2 separate regions of the Mus musculus genome follow, and region 1 is linked to region 2. The links are chromatin loops, found by intact Hi-C in ENCODE. Cell type or tissue: heart. All regions are shown on one strand. Links, peaks and the distances in the headings refer to the core of each region. The heading gives the core; the rest is flanking DNA. Region 1 has its middle 67 kb from the start of Gm39902. Region 2 overlaps Mpped2 (metallophosphoesterase domain containing 2).

Region 1 (9,123 bases), core at 638-8,637, 81 kb after region 2:
AAATGCCCACTGTCCATTGCCAGTCACAGACCCTGCTCAGAAATGTTCAGCCTGGGCCAGCAAGATGGCTCAGCGGGGAAACTCAGCTTCTGCCGAGCCTGGTGATCTTAGCTGACCTCTGAAGAGCCACATGGAAGGAAGGGAGAATTAGGATTGCTTCTCTCTCTCTCTCTCTCTCTCTCTCTCTCTCTCTCTCTTGTTTTTTGTTTTTGTTTTTTGTTTTTTGAGACAGGGTTTCTCTGTGTAGCCCAGGCTGTCCTGGAACTCACTTTGTAGACCAGGCTGGCCTCGAACTCAGAAATCCACCTGCCTCTGCCTCCTGAGTGGTGGGATTAAAGGCATAGAATTGCTTCTCAAGTTGTTCCCTGACGTCCAATTTTAAGCCACCTCAACGCAAAATAAATAAATGAAACTTTTAAACAATAGTAAGCCTTTTCTTATCACTTTCTGTTTTATAGCCTGGGATGATAATAGAAAATAATTCCAGACCAAAGTCAGAAGACTCGTGTGCTTTTAATATTCACGGTCAAGAGTCATCGTGTGTATATGGAGGCGCTGGTGAATGCATGGGCATGGAAACTGTGCAAGGAAGAGAAAAGCCAAAAACCGGAGCAACACAAGCACAGCCTTGATTTATGGAATCATAGCAGAGAGCCACTGAAGAGAGGCTCACCATCTCCACAATTGTGTTAGGAAAATGCCTGCCTTCCCTCCTCTCTCCTTCCCACTCTTCACTCCACTGTGCCCCTCTGAACCCCTGTCTCTCTCCTCCTCTCGCTGCTCCATCTCCTCAGCTTCCTTCTTGCTCTCCTCCTCCTCCTCCTCCTCCTTCTCTCTCTCTCTCTCTCTCTCTCTCCCTCCCTCCCTCCCTCCCTCCCTCCCTCCCTCTCTCTCTCTCTCTCTCTCTCTCTCTCTCTCTCTTTCTTTTTGTCTTTATGAGACAGGCTCTCATTAGTATAGCCAGACAATCCAGAAACTCGAAATCATTCTCCCTCTTCAGTCTCCAGAGGGTTGGGATTACAGGTGTCTGCCAGTGTATAATCACATTTTTTTGAGCCAACCATATAGCTTATATAATATGTAACTCCAAAGAAATCATCAGCTTAAATCAGGACCATAAATCTATAAAGCATTCACAAAGAACATAGCAGAAGATTCTCCTGCTCTAGAATGAGGCAGACTTCTGATCTATGACGACGCCTAATCCCTGAAAGAAAAAGTCGAATTTGATTTAAAAAAAAAAAAAAAACCTGCTGCATCAAAGATATGCTTTGAGAAATGAAAAACAAGCTATGAACAGGGAAAAACAATTATCAAATGATATGTCCAAAAATGCATATTATGGCTGTAATCTATAGGAGTTTTAAAATTCAATCAAATCAAAATAAATAAGATAGTAACAAGCACTTGACTGAAGAAGGTAAGTGGGCGGTAAGTTGATGGCAGCTGCGTTCAACAGTGTCAGTCTGAGGGAAATACAAATGTAGATTCAAACCACAGTGCGATGTCACCATATGCCTATTCAGTCAGCTAAAAAATGTTCGTTAACCAGCTAATCATTGGCAAAAAATGAAAACCGCCAACACCAAGAGCATAGGACAATGAGATTTCTCACATTTTACTTCCTGTGTCAGAAAAAGCAAAGCCCCTAATAATATTTTGCAATTTTCTATCGATTCACTTAAACATATATTTACTGTATGCACCAACAACCCCAGTCTCAGGTATTCACGGTAAAGAAATGAGGACATTATGTTCACACAGAAAGAGACACATAAATACATATAGCATGTTCATTCACAGCATCAGAACACAACCCAAGTCTATTTTATGAGGTGAATGGATAAATAAACTGTGGTCTACCCATATGGTGGAATATTACTTGGAAATTAAATGGAGCAAACTATTAACATATACTATGGAATAAATTCATGTCAAAGGTAATATCCCGAGTAAACGAAAAGTCTCAAAATGTTCCTTTTTGTGCTTCTACTGATGGGAAGACAGCACTCTAGGATTGCTGTTGCCAGGGGTGAGGGCGAGAACAAAGGATGGCTGCAAAGGTGTATCTCAGGTAAGGGTTTTGAGGATGAAGACACTGGTTAACATAGAGGTTACATAAGTCCACACATATTCAAATCCACAGAGCAACATCCCAGTAAGGTATTAAGCTGTTGAAGTTAAAAAAAATAAGAGAAAAAGAATCAAGGAATTTAGCAACTGATTCCCTCAAAAAACCCCAAATCATTCTAATTGTGAAAAATAAGATACAATAACCTAAAACTTTATTTTTAAATTTATTTTTATTGGACACATTTATTGAGCACTGCCTAGGTGCCCACATTATCTCAGATGAAGGAGATTGTCTCTCTCATTATAAGCCCTGGTGAGATCTGACATCATACGCAGGGGCAGCATAATGTGTCAAATAGCTAAAGGCTATAGTGAGCATGATGAAGAGTAGAAGGTTGTGCTGCTGCCATTATATGCAGGGTGGTCATGGAGAATGGCTGAACCATGGACACACACACGCACACAAAAGACAATGTTTGTAAATGTCTGGAGGATAAATATTGTAGATGTGGCTGGGAGGGGGATGCAGAAATGGCTCAGTTGGTAAAGTCTTTGGTATGTAAACAGCCTGAATTCAGGTCCACAGAGCCCACATAGAAGAGCAAAGTGCAACAGTGTGCATCTATTGTAGCCCTGGCAAGGCAGAGATATCCTGAAAGTGTGCTGGCCAGCCTGCCTAGCTGAATTGGTGGGCTCCAAGTTCAATAGGAGTCTCTGGCTCAAAAAAAAAAAAAAACAAAAAACAAAAAACAAAACAAAACAAAACAAAAAAAAACAATGTGGAAAGTTGCTGTAGATTTCGTCTAAAGCTACTTATGTTAATTGGGTCCCCTGAATTGCAGAAGAATTCGCATATCTGCACGTAAGACACCGTCCCTGCCCCCAGTTGGCTTTGATTGGTAAAGTTGCCAGAGGCCAACGGCTTAGAAGAGAGACAGAGGTGGGACTTTTAGGATTCTGGAACAAGGAACAGAGGAAGGAGAGGAAGAGAGTTAGCCACCATCCCGGGAAAGGAGTAGCTGCCTCTCCTGAGAAGGAAGGACAGCGAGGCAGACAATATGGAAGAGCCATGGAAGAGCAGCCCCATGGGCCTCCACAACTGGGTCTAGGGCAACAAACATGGAATACAGACTTTAGTAATAACTCAGGAGAGGAGGTGTTAGCCACGTGTAGGTTTGGGAGTGGTGCAGCCAGAGAGCTGTTTAAGACATATTAAAATATAAGGTTGTGTGCGTGCATGCTTGTGTGTGTGCATGCATGCATGCATGCATGTCTTTCATTCAGGAACCCAGTAGCAAGGAACACTCCACTGCCAGTGGAACAATTTGAGTAGAATTAATTGGCAACTGCAACAGAAAGTGATGGAGCAAAACAACCTGATGTGGACCTCTGGCCTTCACAGCACTCACATGTACAGGCAAATGCATTCACTACATCTGCAGGCACATAAAGAACTAAAACAATGTTAGCTGGAACTCAAAACTCAACACAGGCCTCATCAGCCTTGTTGAAACCTAACAACAGATCCTTTTGATAAGAAATACAATGTGAAACCACTGTCCTCATCAAGCTTCTTCAGAAAGATGGAATCATTAAGATACAGGAGAGAGGATTTATTAGATAGATGCACATGGAAGTTGGAGAGCTCCCACGATGGCTCCCATGATGGCTTGCACAATGGCTGTCTGTAGGCCGGAAAGTCAGAACAATCGGTAGCTGCTTGTTCCAAAAAGCAGGAAGCCTCAGAATACAAGAAAGGCCAGTGATGCAGCCCAGTCCAAGGTGAAAGCCCTGAAAGGCCCCCGGGGAACCTCCGGGGAGAGTCCCTGCTCAAAGGCTGAGATACCTAGAATCTGGTTTCCACCAGAGACAGCAATACAAAAACACCCACCAAAGAAACAAGACACATCCAGGAAAGTAAAGGTCTTGTTCTTTGACCATTCTTGTTCATAAGGGCCCTTCTTCTGGCTGGTACTGCCCACATTCAGGGCGGGTCCTCCACATCAGTTATCGGACTCACATAAATTCTCCTCTGGAAACTCACCGATATACCCAGCCAAATTATTGACCAATTTCAAGACATTATTCAAAGCAGTCGGGTTGACAGCCACAACTAATCAGTACAGCCACCAAATCAAACTGTCACTGTAAAGACTTGGTTTAGTATAAGATCTAGAAAAAGATAATTCTCTGTACAAGATTTTTGTATTTAGCACCAACACTAATTTCGATCCAAGAGTCTTGTGTATTGAAGAGTCATGTTAGCCTAGAAAGTAAAGCCAAGTTCAGATAAAAGAACCATAGAGTCTGTGGCCAACATGTGCTGTGGCCCGAAAGAATCAGCTTGCCCTTTATCAAGGAAACCAAGGGAGGAGACAGTCATGGATCTTCAGGGAAAGGGTAGGTGTGGTTGTGAAGGAAGGGTAGTTCAGGTTACCTGGAGAGAGAAACAACTGCTGATTGGAGGTTGCAAACTCTAGGGGCAAACATTTAGAGCACTGGTAATTGGGAAGAATTTAGAGGAGACAAGGCCTAAACCAAAAGGATGCTGGTACCCAGGTGCAGGTGCCAAATGGAAGATAGGAAAGAAACTAGTGACAGATTACTGCCTATTCATCTGTCTTCAGTCCTGGGGAGCAAAACAACCTGAGCTGGCCATCTACACCAGTCTCAGGACACCTTTTTTCTTTCCACTGGGATAAACCAGTGGGATATACCTCTGGGAATCAGCTGCTCCTGGAGGTGATCTTGAGAGAAAGCATGCTTGAAGTGAAGGGAGTGAACTGTTCACCCATCTCTTTAGCTGCTCCAGGACTATACACTTTCCTAGACCTCAGTGGAGAAAATCCAAGCGAACATGTTCCTTTAAGAACCAGCAGCCAGCAGGGACTGGCTTCCTGCCAGTATGGAAAAGTAGAGAGCGAGACATTTAAAGCCCTATTTGAAGGCTGTCATTTTTTTTTCCCAATGACCTCAGATGGAGTGATTAATCAAGAAGCAATTCCAGAGAGAAGCCATCTCCTTTACCTACTTAAATCTCCCAGGTTAAGTTGTATTTTAAGCCCTGGATTATTTTTAGACAAGTTTGTTGCTGTTGCCTAACCCTATGTTAAAGCAATTATTGTCTGCAAGGGTCACACAGAGTTCAGTAGAACTGGAAAATTCACAGTCTTTAGTATTGATGGGGTGAGTAGCCTGGTCAGGGTCTTTTCCTTAAAGAGACAGACCAATAAGAACAATCAATATAGAGAAAACCACACGTGGCTTCCAGAGAGAAAGGAACTCTATTCTTTGTGACCTCTGGCAAACACCCTGGAATCAAAGCAGCAAGGAAAAAAAAAAAAAAAAAAAAAAGGAAGGCAGCCAACCCTCGCCTTCCCCGGGCTCAGAGAAGGTGGTTGACTTTGTTATTTGAATCTAAGTGGGAAATTAGACATCTGAAAAGCAGAGGAGACAGACCTACTATGTGTTTGGTTGCTGCTTATCTGTGGCTCTAAGCAAGTTACCTTAATCCTCACATTTGCTCCTTTGGAGCTGTTGCATGCTCAATGTGATTGCAAGTCCTTTACAGGAGAGGAAACTGAGGCTTGGGTAAGTAATCGGCTCAAGATTGCACATACCTAGTAACTGCCAGAGTCAGACTAGAAGCCAGGTCACCCTGACTACAAGATGAAGGAAGATCTTTTTACACCGTAGCCAGCACCACATAACTGGTGGGCAAAGGTTGGAAAGATGGCTCAGCAGAGGGATAGAGTGCAGCTCCTAGCACATACATGGTACCTGACAAGTTTCTGAAAACCCAAGAATCCAGTGGCAGAGGATTTAACTCCTTCTTTAGGCCTCTACACACACACACACACACACACACACACACACACACACACACACACACAATCTATTTTTCACAACAACAAAATGGTAGTTCAACAGGGGGTTGAACTTTTCTTAAGAGTTTATGAAGATATGTTATGAAACTCATCTCAGACAACCTCTTTTTCAATTGGCTTCTGAATTCACTGGAAAGATAATTAAAAGCCACACTTAAGAAGCAAAATGGCAAATGACCACGAACCCACATGGAACACACACAATTGAAATGTTTCACATATGCAGTAGTTGTTCCATCTTACAGAGGCAGAAGGTGAGGTATGTGGTGTTGTGTTCATTTTCCTTTCATAGGCAGTGTGGGTGTAGCCAGGATTCAATTCCAGGCATTGTGATAGAGAGCTTGCAGGGGCTGACCTAAGTAATAAACCTCAGCACCTGCCCCAAGTTCAAGTTCGCTTTGTGGCTGTGAGCACTGTGGAAGAAAGGGTGACTGGCTCTCACTGAAGACCAATTCCCCTCTAGCCTGTGGCTCTCAGATCCCTTAGACAAAGAACTACCTGTTGGTCTTTCCCGGCAAACCCTTTATGAAGGTAAACAGAGCCAAGGGTCCTGAGTTTCAGACCCCACTCCTTCCCAACTCCCAGGCTTCTGGTTTCATCCTGTCATAGTGGGATGGCTCAGCAGAGTGGCTCACTCCCTAGCAGAAGGAGCAGTGAAGAAGCAGACAGAGAAGGGGGTCAGGATAAAACCCTTAAAGGCCCACCATTGTCAGGGACTTGCCTTCTCTACCCACACCAAAACCGCATCCATAGCTGGTGACCAAGAACAACAGAGGGCATTTCATATGCAAAGCGCCACATGCATTGTGTGAATGTTGCACTGAGACCACCTGTATGAAGAAACTGGTATCCACTGAATATAGAAGAGAGGTGAGGCACCCAAAGAGTAGCCAGAGCCCACTACCACACAGGTAAACCTAGATGATTCTGCAGCCTCGGGCTTCAACATGAGTGAGCAGATAAAACACCAAGATAACAACCTCCAGTCAAACCATAGCTGCAAGAAAAATAATTGCTGTTTTAAGCTACTATTCTTCGAGGTGATTTGTTACACAGCAGAGGCTGACTGAAATTGCTCCTTTGAGGTTAAGGCAGGGTAGCCTTAGTTGACCCACTTCAGAGGCTGCCACAAGGCAATCATTAGCAGTGATCGCCTCTTAACCCTGTCTCCACTAACATAAATTTCACCCTGATGATTAGACTTCTAATACTTAGAAGTTGAATATTTCTGCCTATGACTCTGAAAAAAAAAAAAAAGAATCATGGGGTTTAGAGAGATGGCTCAGTGGGTAAAGTGCTTGGTGTACAAACATGAGAGCCTGAGTTTGGATCCCCAGCACTGTGTAAAAGAGCAAAGCATGATAGCACATGTCTGTAATCCCAGGACCAGAGAAATAGAGACAGGAGGAGCCTTGAGGCTCACTGGACATGTGGGCTAGCAGAATCAGTGAGCTCCTGGTTTAAAAAAATTAAGGTGGAGAGTGATTGAGGAAGGCACCTGACATCATCCTTTGGTTTCCATCCCACTTGCATACATGCTCACTGTAACGTATATTATCACAGTAAATTGTCATGTGTTGTTTGAGCTCACCAAGAAACAACCTCTGGAAGCAGAGTTTCATCTCCATCTTCATTTCAAGTCCAAGCATGTTTGTCTCCGTATCTCCCAAGGCCTCTTGTCTGGGTACAGGAAATGCCCTTAACTCTGGAAAGGAGAACAACATAGCTAGAAAACCACCCTGCCCCTGGGATAAGCTAAAAAATAAACTATTTCCAAAAGATGTTACTATGCTTGTTGCATGATAGAAAAATACCTGCAGAGGGAAAGAGAAGCTGGAAGTTCAGCCATAGAACTTTCAGCAACGAGAAGCTCAGCTGTGGTAAGGAACTTCACTGGTTACCCTAGCTGACTACCTCACCTGGCTCAGTTGATTTGTACTTGCTGTCGTGCCTTAAATGATCATGTTATTTCTGTCCATTGCTGTCTGCTCTTTTACTTGGAAGGCTCACCTAAGGGGACTCTGAGGACTCTCACTTAGCACATTTTCTATTGGGCTCTCCAATTACCTTAAAGGAGCTTCCCCAGTGGATTTCTGCTAGATGTTGAGTGCGTGGTTTGATGATGCTTTGCCATCTACCTGTCTATTCTTTACTTAATCTTTTATTTTGACTTGCTAGATAAGTGATCAATTCCCTCATTCAAAACTCCAAATATGGCGGCTGTAGATCATTCTCTAAACTATATAACAAATGAACACATGTGAACAGAGACACACACATGTAAGAACAGAAAATTTAAAAGAAAGCTAAAGGTCTTAATAGAAAATATTTGTTTGAACTTTTGCAAAATGTAATGTTCTAACTAGTTGCCTGTGTTTCAACATTTTTATACAAAATAAATTTGACAGAACTATCACATAGAGTCAGTGATGCAGGTAGGTGATTGGTACAGTCAATGATACAGCTAACACACATTGGATATGGGAGGACCTTAGAACTCTGTATTTGGCCATTAAGTTTTACTCTGATACCCCACCACTTACCTCAACCTGACAGAAGCTCCATATGCCAGAGCAAGGGCAACTAATTTCAGCATAGGAGTATGTTCTAGGAAGTAGCGAACTATGGGAACACCAGTGAATGATGGGAGACATGAAAGAGATCTTTAAAGATTATTGAAGTCTTGTCTGGCTAATTGAGAATCACTTTTATTTATTTTTTGAGACTTATTTTTAATCCAAATGTCATGAGAAGAAAGGAGGCAAAGAATTCATGAATTTCTGCACACTAGACTAACAAACACAGCCAGCCTATTTGATAATACAGGAGAAGGAAAACTAGCCCAGAGGCTTAGCATTCCACATTAACCTCAGGAGAACAGGCAATCCCTAGTTCGCCATTTTCAAATTTGAGCATTGGTCCAGTGTCTGCCTGGATGGATCTCTTTGTTTGGCTCTCTGGATGTCTGTCAAGTGTGTTTGTTGACTTGGGAGTATACCTAATCTTAATTAACTTTCCCCTGAATTCAGCGTAAGTTGTCCAAGGGTTATGTTGAAGAAGGAGGTCAGAGGTCAGCTTTCCTGACAGGAGGTCATGAGGTTCATAAACTAAATCCGTGAATCACTTCTTTGAGGCAACTGCTTGGTGGAAGAGCTCTGTTAAG
Region 2 (9,123 bases), core at 402-8,401:
TGGGCTCTAGGGATTGAATTTAGGTTACCAAGCTTATTACAAGTACCTTTACCTGCTGAGCCATCCTGCTAGCCCTTGCTTCTATGTTCATGATTATATATATATATATATAAAATCTAAGATCCACAAGTGAGAGCAAAAGACAATGTTCATTTTTCTGAGACCAACTTAATTCACTAAATATAATAATCTCCATTTACATCCACTTTTCATTCAAACAATATAATTTTATTATTCTTAATGGCTGAATTATATCTTATCGTGTATATAAACCACATTTTTCATGTTCCACTGTTGATGGACGCCTAGGTTAGTTTCATAAATTAGCTGTTATGAATAATACTGCAACTAAGCATTGACGTATAATTATCTCTGTGATACAGTGAGTAGGAATTCTTAAGGTAAATACCTAGGAGTGATGTAACCCAGTCATAGGGAAGAACTACTTTTAATTTGTTGAGCAACCCCCAACCTGATTTTGACACAGGTTTGAGTAGTTTACACTTCTACTAACAATCTATAAGGGTTCCCTTTCCCCCTTTCTCTACATTGAAGTTTTTAATCTCTGTAGTATGAAACACGGACGAAAACCAATTACTTAAGGCTGCTCTACCCCCCAAAAGATAGAGCAAGCAAGATCCAAAATGAAGACATGGAAGAAACTGAAATGAATAAAATTAAGAGAAATCAATGAAACAGAATGTAACAGAATTAAAACTTGTTATTTGAAAAAAAAAAAATCAAACTGATGAGCCCTTACTGATCAAGACTATAAACCATTAGTATGAGGAATGGAAAGGAGTTCTCACTACAAAGCTTTGGAACTCTGAAAAGATAAGAGGGGTTCATGAGCAACTTTATGCTGACAAAATTTGAAACTTACAGTAAGTGCACAACTTTCTTTAAAAAATACTAAAAAGGAAAAAGGATGTGCACAAAATAAAATACAAAATTTGAGTGTCTCGATATAATAATTAAACTGATTTCACTTCAAAACCTTTTATTATGAAAAGTAAGTCACAGTATCTTTAATGATGAATTTCATCAACTATTTAGAAGAAAGACCACTTCCCATCTTACTTTATAGTCAACATACCATCTAAGAAAGAGAACAAAACTTATAGGAAACTATGTTACACCATGAGCAGACACTAAGATACTATATAAAACACTCACAGATCAAATCCAAAAACATGCAAAACAAAACAAAGAACAAAAAAAAATTCCTAACATACTAGTCTAGCTTTAATTTATCCCAGGAAAAGAGTCTGGGTGTACCATTTGGAAGGATTTGGAAGGGAGGAGGGGAAAAAGAAGGGAAGAGGTTGGGAGGGAGTCAGCAATGAAAGACAGAAGGAGGGGTACAGAGGGAGGGAGGAAGGGAGGGGATAAAGGAAGGAAGGAAGGAAGGAAGGAAGGAAGGAAGGAAGGAAGGAAGGAAGGAAGAATAAATCAGTCAGTCTAATTGCTTCCATTAGCAATAAAGGACTAAAGAGATTGCTCAGTGGTTAAGAGCACTGGCTGCTCTTCAAGAGGACCCAGGTTCAATTCTCAGCACCTACGTGGCAGCTGACAGCTATCTGTAACTCTAGTTCCTGGGGATGTGACATTGTCACACAAACACACATGCAGGCAAAACATCATTGCACATAAAATAAAAATACACAATAAGGGAGAAAATGCATCTGAGTTTCCTCCTCGCTCAGTAGGTGAAGAAAAAAATCTTTTAAATTCAACCCTATTCATGATTTAAAACTCTTAGATTCTAGACTCAAGTTCTGGATCCCATACGTATTGGTTTTTGAGCCTTGCAGACCCACCCCTCGAGAACCATTTCTTGAGACTATAGAGATGACTCTGCCTTTAAGAGCAGCTACTGTTCTGGCAGAGAAGCCAGATCTAGCTAGTTCCCAGCATCTATGTGGTGGCTCACAACTATCTGCAACTCAGGCTCCAGAGACTCCAACACTCTCCTGGCCTTTGTGGGCATGGGGCACATGCATGCATAATGTATACAAGCATTCATGGAAGAGAAACAAGCTAAACATATTCTGCAGACGTATGCCAAGTACAGTTCAAAAGGAGGGTTAAGAAGATTCATACTGTGGCCCTATCAAACTTGAAAGAAAACTTGTTGGTTGCATGTTATAAACGGGTTTGTTGTCCTTCGGAAAGCCATGGCAGGTGGATTTAGGAGGAAAAGAGAGCCAGTGAGAAAAGATAAACAGCCCAAAGACAGCCTTCTGAAGCTGTCTCGGTGGTAGAAACGTACCCTTGCACTGTTTAGAGTTTTATTCGGAGGTTAATTTAGCTGTTAGCTATGGAGAGCCTGTTCCATGCAGTGTCAAACACAACCCTATGTGCTGGAGACACGGGCATGAACGAAGCAAGTCACTGACCCTGGGGGACCTTGTAAGACACTTAGTAAAGAGGGGGAGATAAGCAAATGAAGTAAGAGCTAATTTTGTAAGATTGCTTTGGAGACAGACACTGGGAGCAGCTGGTCTGGTTTGGGTGGGGAAGGAGATGCGTCAGGGAGACTGGGAAGAACCGGGAAGAGGATCTCTCAGGTGTGTCCACAGACAAGAGCAGTGCTAGTAGGAGCTAAGAGCTTAGAATGTGTAGGCAATTGCCTGGCCCTAGAACTCAGTGTGTGGTGGACTAAGAGCTGGCTGTCAGGGTCAGAGTGCTTTGTGAAATTGTCTGGATTGCATCCTGTGCTTCTGGGGAAACGTGGTTTTGTTGTTGTTGTTTTGTTTTGTTTTGTTTTGTTTTTTTCCTTTTGGAAGAATGCTAGATTCAGTGCATACTAACACGAGGGTATTGAGGAAGGAAAGGAGGCCAGGATAGCAAGTGGGAGTACTGCAGTTATCTGCAGTAGTAGGACTAAGGTTTTTACTTTACTTGAGATAGGCTGAGATATTAACAATGAGAGATTTAGGACTTGTGGGCTCAAAGCAGGTGAGAACTTGAACTTCTGTCCTGCTGACTTGCATGAAGTGATTCTTGCCACTTGATAATGTACTGGTGATGGTTTTCGAAAGGTGCCTGTTGTGAAAGATGTTTATTTACTCAGGCTGCAACTGGACACCTTCTGTAGATAGGTAGCACATTTAAAGTTTCTCTCTGACATTAACTTATGGAGAATCTTAGAGACTGGAAACCTAAATGTGTATGATGAAAGAAGAGAAGGCAGAAGAGGTGGAGAAAGCCAGAGAGAGGCAGCCATTGTCCTGGGCTGCAGGGCACATGGCTAATGAGGAGTAAGAGGAACCTGGCAGTGTAAATAAGACATTAGGCCCTCAGGTGGAAGGAAAGGGAGGCGGTTGGTGTGGCTCCAAAGAGCACAGGGACCAGGGAGTTAAGTCTATGGGTGACAGGAAGACATTGAATGTCTACTTTCCAGATAGTGTTTGGTGCTTATTAAAGGAGTTTGCTTGCTTGAAAGACCATGCTGGGCCGGTAGGCTCTCAGATAATGTGAAGGAAGAAGTTTTTCAGAGTTACTGATAGAATGCTCATCTGCACACAAGCCCTGGGTTTGATCCAGAGCCCTGCAAATTAATAATAGGGAAAATAAAAGGCAGAGAGAAAAGGACTAAAGAAATGGGATCATGGCCTCTTGTTTATCATGAACTGTCTACATGGCTGTCCACTGTCATGGTGGACCATCCTTTCATAATTTTAAGTGTGAAATGATAATTTAAAAAGCATAAGAGAATATGCTAAACTAAAAGTGGATAGAATGATGACAAGAGATGGATAAAAGAATTCAGGTGCAGAGAGAGCCAGCATATTCTCACACGAGCAGGCACGACTCTTTGAGCTGACGTGGCTGCAGACAGTGTATTTGGTGTTACTTGACGGACGTGGTTCAAGGTAGGCTGAGAGTGTTGTCCATACATAGGCTTCTCTGGGCACCTTCCCAGACACAGAAGGAAATCCTGGGGTTAGCGCATACTCTTTTCTTAGAAGTTTGTCTGTTTAATACTGTCAGGTTCATATGTTCAGTGGGGATGGTCTACTGATCAATGGAAAGTGTGGAAGGAGGAGCCATTGTGGAGATAATGGCATCTGTGCTGGCAACACCTTGAACTTGGAAGTTTACAGTGCTGCAAGCCCAAGCCCGGGGAAGGACTAGACTTGCCTTTCCATTTCATCTTGGTAGCCACCCCTTCTTAAGCACCTCTAGCACTGCAGTTGGAGGCTAGAGTCAAAGAAACTAATTAATCCCCATGATATTAACCCTATCAGGAGAGGCGGGATTAACTTGTATCTGTCTATTGTATGGCAGTTACATCTCTGATTCTGACTTGCTTTTTTTATTTAAAGAAAGAAAGAAAGGAAAGAAAGAGAGAAAGAAAGAAAGAGAGAGAGAGAGAGAGAGAGAGAAAGAAAGAAAGAAAGAAAGAAAGAAAGAAAGAAAGAAAGAAAGAAAGAAAGAAAGAAAGAGAGAAAGAAAAAGAGGAGGAGGATAGTATCCATTTATCCCCCATTAGATTGTTGGCTCTGGACACTGGATGAGTTTGTACATACCAACTTTCAAGTTCCTTACTTGTCAGTCTGTGTTCAATGAACATTGATCATCATTTTATATCACTATCATCATTTTATACTATTTTTTACATATCTATTTTATATGTATGAGTGGTTTGCTCACATGTACATTACAAGGGTGTGCCTAGTGCCCATAGAAGTCAGAAGAAGGCATCAGCTTCCCTGGAACTGGAGTTACAAATGATTTTGTGACCCACCACATGGGTGCTTGGAATTGAACTTAAGTCATTTGCAAGAACAAGTTCTCTTAACCACTGAACGGTCATTAGTATATTCTTAATCTTTTTAAAAAGAGGGGGTCTTCTCTTAAGAAAAAGGCACACGGGACATGCGAAACAAATGCACACATGTGCGGTCACTAAGACCTACGCTTCTTTTGGTCCGACCAAAGGCCAATCACGTGCAGGAGCTGCTAGTGTATATTTATTCAGACATCAATCCTAATCACTTCCTTGCCGCTTCGGCAGTAGGGGCATTGTAATTCTATTTTTATCGGTTCCTTCCTGTGACCCAGACATTCAAAATAGCATGAGTAAGGATCAAAAATATCTTAATGGGTTTGGTTCCCAGAGATATCAGTGACCAAAGGAAGAGCTTTGCAGGAATTTCTTCCTGAGATGATAAGAAGGGTAAGGAAGGAAGAAGAGGGAGGGACCCCCTTAAGAAGGAGGGTCCCCAAGTCCAGGGCTGTATGTCTATAGGGGCAAAAAGCCACAACTGCATATCAGTGCGATGCAAGGACCCTGGGGAAGCAGAGCGCCATGCTCCCTATTTCCAGGTCTGTGCTACCATTATGTAATTGCTGAAGGTAATGTCGCCATTCTCCAGGTAACCATCCTTTTGATGAGTAGATTTCCTGGTGTGGTTACATTGCTCAAACATGTGCAAACGCAGCATTCCCTCTGCTGCTAGCATTTCTGTTTGGATATTTTGTCTGGGCGTCTTGTCCTTCTCTTTATGACCTCCACCCTTCTTTCTTTTATGTTACTTCTTCGTGTTCTCCTACTCTCGCTTAGCTTCCTCCTTCTTTGAATAACGTTTTATATTCAAACCCATTGTCACTGGTAAGTAATCACAGTTTAGAAGCCAGGAGAAAGAAAATGGAATCACTGGAGGATCAAGTAGGCTGAGTCTGATGAAGCAAGACTTTGCCGATACACTCCTAGACAAAGGGGTGAAAGAGCAGCCCTTCCTGGAGAAAACCACAGGGCTCACTGTACTACCCAACGTTTTCAGCACGCTTTGCTAGTTTTCATTTAATTTAGCATAAATCGAAGAGAAGTGGGTTAAGAAAAAAAAAAAAAGAAAGGAAAAGAAAGAAAGAAAATGGAATCAGAAGAACATCTAGTGCCACCATTGTGCAGTGCAGGGTTTCCCGAGCTGTAGCAAGTGTGCCGGTAGTGAGTGTGACATAATCTTAGGCCGTGCCTGGTTGCACACTTCTTTCGGTAATTTGGCATTTTTACATGCCTGCTGAAAAGTGTATGGGTGTGTGCAGGACTTGTAATTTCATGGATATTGCCGTTTAGGGTGAGGATAAATTTATTTAAGTAATAAAACCAAGTCTGGATTAGAGAAATATTTAGTAAACATAGGCCAGGTGTTATGCAGATGTGGCAAATGAGTCACGGTTCTAGCACTTCAGTGCACAAGCTGGAGACACTGTGGTAGCACATGCGTCCTTTTGACTTCAGTGAGGGCTGGTTGGGGAACTCTGGAGGGCACAGGTTGTTGGTCAGTTCTAACTCACCTCTGAAGAGCATCTGCACCATCTCACCTCAATTCTGTCATAGCTCCAGTGAGTCTCTCTCAGAGGTAAGGGATGGAGATGTATCTAACCTCCTCTTAACCTAGCCAAAAATTTGCCACAGCTGCATGGCTTGATGAAAGCCCAAGGCGTGCGCAATAATTCTGCAGCAGCAACTTGCATTTTTAAACATTTAAACATGGATAGCAGGTGTGGGTGTTATGCTAGTGTGACTCACAGATTTGAGTATTTACACACTGGGATGTTTGTTTGTTTTTTTAGAGTTGAAGCATATTTCAGTCTGAGCCCTTGACCCTTGACTTGAGAAGTAATGGGTCTCGGCTCCTGATTACAGATCTCTGGTCAGGGCCTTTTACACAGTCTGTTTGGAACATACCATGTTGGGGATCAGTCAGGCCCTCCATAGCAGGACATGCCTCTTTTCTCTGACCTTGCCTTAGGGTCCCCGAGAACAGGCTTTGGCTTCCTTGTGAGACGTGCCACAGCTGCTTCTGCTGAGAGCTTGTTACTGCTCAGGAAGCTGCCCCTTGCAGGGAATTCCACCTGGACGCTCACTTCTCCACAGCCCTGGCATTTCCTGCAGAAAGCTCTCACCTCTGTCTTGAGGCTGTAGACAGCCTTCATCCCCATCCAGCCTGCTGAGGCGCTCTCCTTGCTCCCTGTCCCAACATCCATCAAGCTTTTTGCCTTGAGAGAAAGCAAAACCTAGACAAGGAAAAGGTAGCAGCGTTTCTAGAAACTTCTGTTTAAACCATTGTGTGTAAACACTCCCGAGGCAGATGAACACAAAGGCTTTCCTAGAATAAAGGATTGGGAGAAAACACAGGCTGGTGTTCCTAGTAACTGTTTTTTGCAATGTGTAAAGTAAAAATGTTGAAGCTTATACATGTACCCAAAGTATATGCCATACTGTTATGCACACTCTCAGTGTTGCTGTGCTCAAATGTGCAGAGTATTAAACATGGCAGTCCAACCCAGTTTGTTCAGAATTACAGACTCTAAATGTCTTGCTTGTTTGGGTTTTAATGACCATATTTTTCAAATACTTTTTATCCAGAAACACATTAGGTGTTTGGGGCTGAAACCATGCTTGGTTTCAGATTTTGAAAAAGCCTTTCAAAGGGGAGAAGAATGTCTTGAGATATTTGCCTTCGGACACTATCACCCTGAAACTGAACCTGATAAGTTGTTAAGTCTATAATCTTATACAATTATAAGTCATAAGAGTAAGCTGATGAAAAACGGGCATTACGCCATAACATAGAATATACCTAGAGTATTCCTGAGAATATTCCTAGAATATTCTCTGAGTTTGATCAGAGACTTTTCTGATAAGCACAATAGCTCAGCAGGTCTCTGTCTGGTGGCAGAAAATAAACACTTGAAATGCCAACCATTTGTTCGATTGACTGGTGCTCTAAGCTTCAAAATGGTTTCTTTAAATCCAGTACATTAAGAAACTAAAGGAAGGCTGGAGAAATGGCTCCACAGATAAAAGCATGCACTGGCTGCTCTTCCAGAGGTCCTGAGTTCAGCTTCCAGCAACCAGAGTGGCTCACAACCAACTGCAATGGGATCTGATGCCCTCTTCTGGTGTGTCTGAAGACAGGTACAGTGTACTTATACATAAAATAAGTGAATAAATATAAAAAGAGGAGAGGGAGAGGGAGAGGGAGAGGGAGATATCTCAGTCTGTAAAGTGATTTCCCTACAGCATGTGTACCTCAGTTGATCCCTGGGAATCTTTTAATCCCAGCCCTGGGGAGGCAGAGTCAGGAGGAGCCCTGGTACTTTGTGGACAGTCAGTCTAGTCAAACAAACTTAGAAGAGAGAGAAAGGGATGGAGAGGGAGACCTCGAGCCCATGCAGGAGGACACACATGTCCACACATTACTCATGGCAAAGTGAAAAAATAGAAATAAAGAGCGACGTAAAGAGGAGCAAGTCCAGGCTCAGCTCTCAGAGGCTACATGATTAGTGCACATATAGTTTACATATATGTCAATGTAATTAATCCAATTTTGTTGAATTTTGCTATATTCCAATCTGTGCTGTAATAGATTAAAACAATTCTCTTTGATTTGTTTGTTTGTTTGTTTAGACACTGGATGAGCAAATTTCAACTCAGTCATTCTCTGAGCTACATTTTCTAAAACTTTGGGGACCAGATGATGGTTTCTCCTCCCCTTCCTCCTCCTCCTCCCCTTCCTCCTCCTCCTCCTCTTCTTCCTCCTCCTCCTCCTCCTCCTGTGCCTCCTCCTTGTCCTCCTTTCCCTTCCTCGTCCTCCTCTTACATCTCTATCTCCTCTACCCCCTACTCCTCCATCACTTCCTCCTTCTCCCTGCTCCTTCTTCTTCTTATCTCTTCCTTTCTCCCCCTCCCAATTTAGGGGTAATTTTATAACGGTCAGGACTTCTATGCTCCAAGTAGTAGTCACTTTATCATAAACTGTCCTGAACTGGACTAGAATGTGCTGTGTATTTGAAACAATTCAAAGGTGTGTATGGCTTCAGTGGAGGCCTGGGCATGGGCTGAAATGTGACTGTTACAGTGTCTTCCTCTCTGTTTCAGAACAGAACTTACTTCTTACAGATTGGCTCCATGCTTAGGCTTAGTACAGTCTCCTAAGCCTGTCAGAGTGGCTGCCAATGATGGGAGGGACAATGTTTGAGGAAAACTTGACAGAATCTGGAGGTGGCTTTTTTTTTCTGACTTGAGTTCTTGAGCTCTCCCTGCTCAGACTGGGTAGAGCCAGCGAGATAAAATACACCAATGAATGGCTTTAACTTAAACGGAGA

What was found. Peaks named below come from ENCODE experiments on the same cell type or tissue, not always from the same donor. Only the 100,000 strongest peaks of a DNase experiment are listed, where the experiment ranks them.
Region 1: a loop joins it to region 2, with 2.5 times the contacts of the local background. A loop is called at or near these places in 2 of 42 quality-filtered maps.

The regions. Positions count from the first base shown.
Region 1 is chr2:106,884,565-106,893,687 of GRCm38, forward strand. No RefSeq gene overlaps it. Among named protein-coding and RNA genes, the nearest start is that of Gm39902, 67 kb to the right of the region's middle. In heart, for the core only: no CTCF peak of the experiment used is centred there; a DNase peak (open chromatin) is centred at 3,807; H3K27ac peaks cover 272 bases.
Region 2 is chr2:106,803,671-106,812,793 of GRCm38, forward strand. The region is part of intron 4 of Mpped2 (metallophosphoesterase domain containing 2); the gene reads left to right. It also overlaps Gm22813. Among named protein-coding and RNA genes, the nearest start is that of C130023O10Rik, 9.8 kb to the right of the region's middle. In heart, for the core only: no CTCF peak of the experiment used is centred there; no DNase peak of the experiment used is centred there.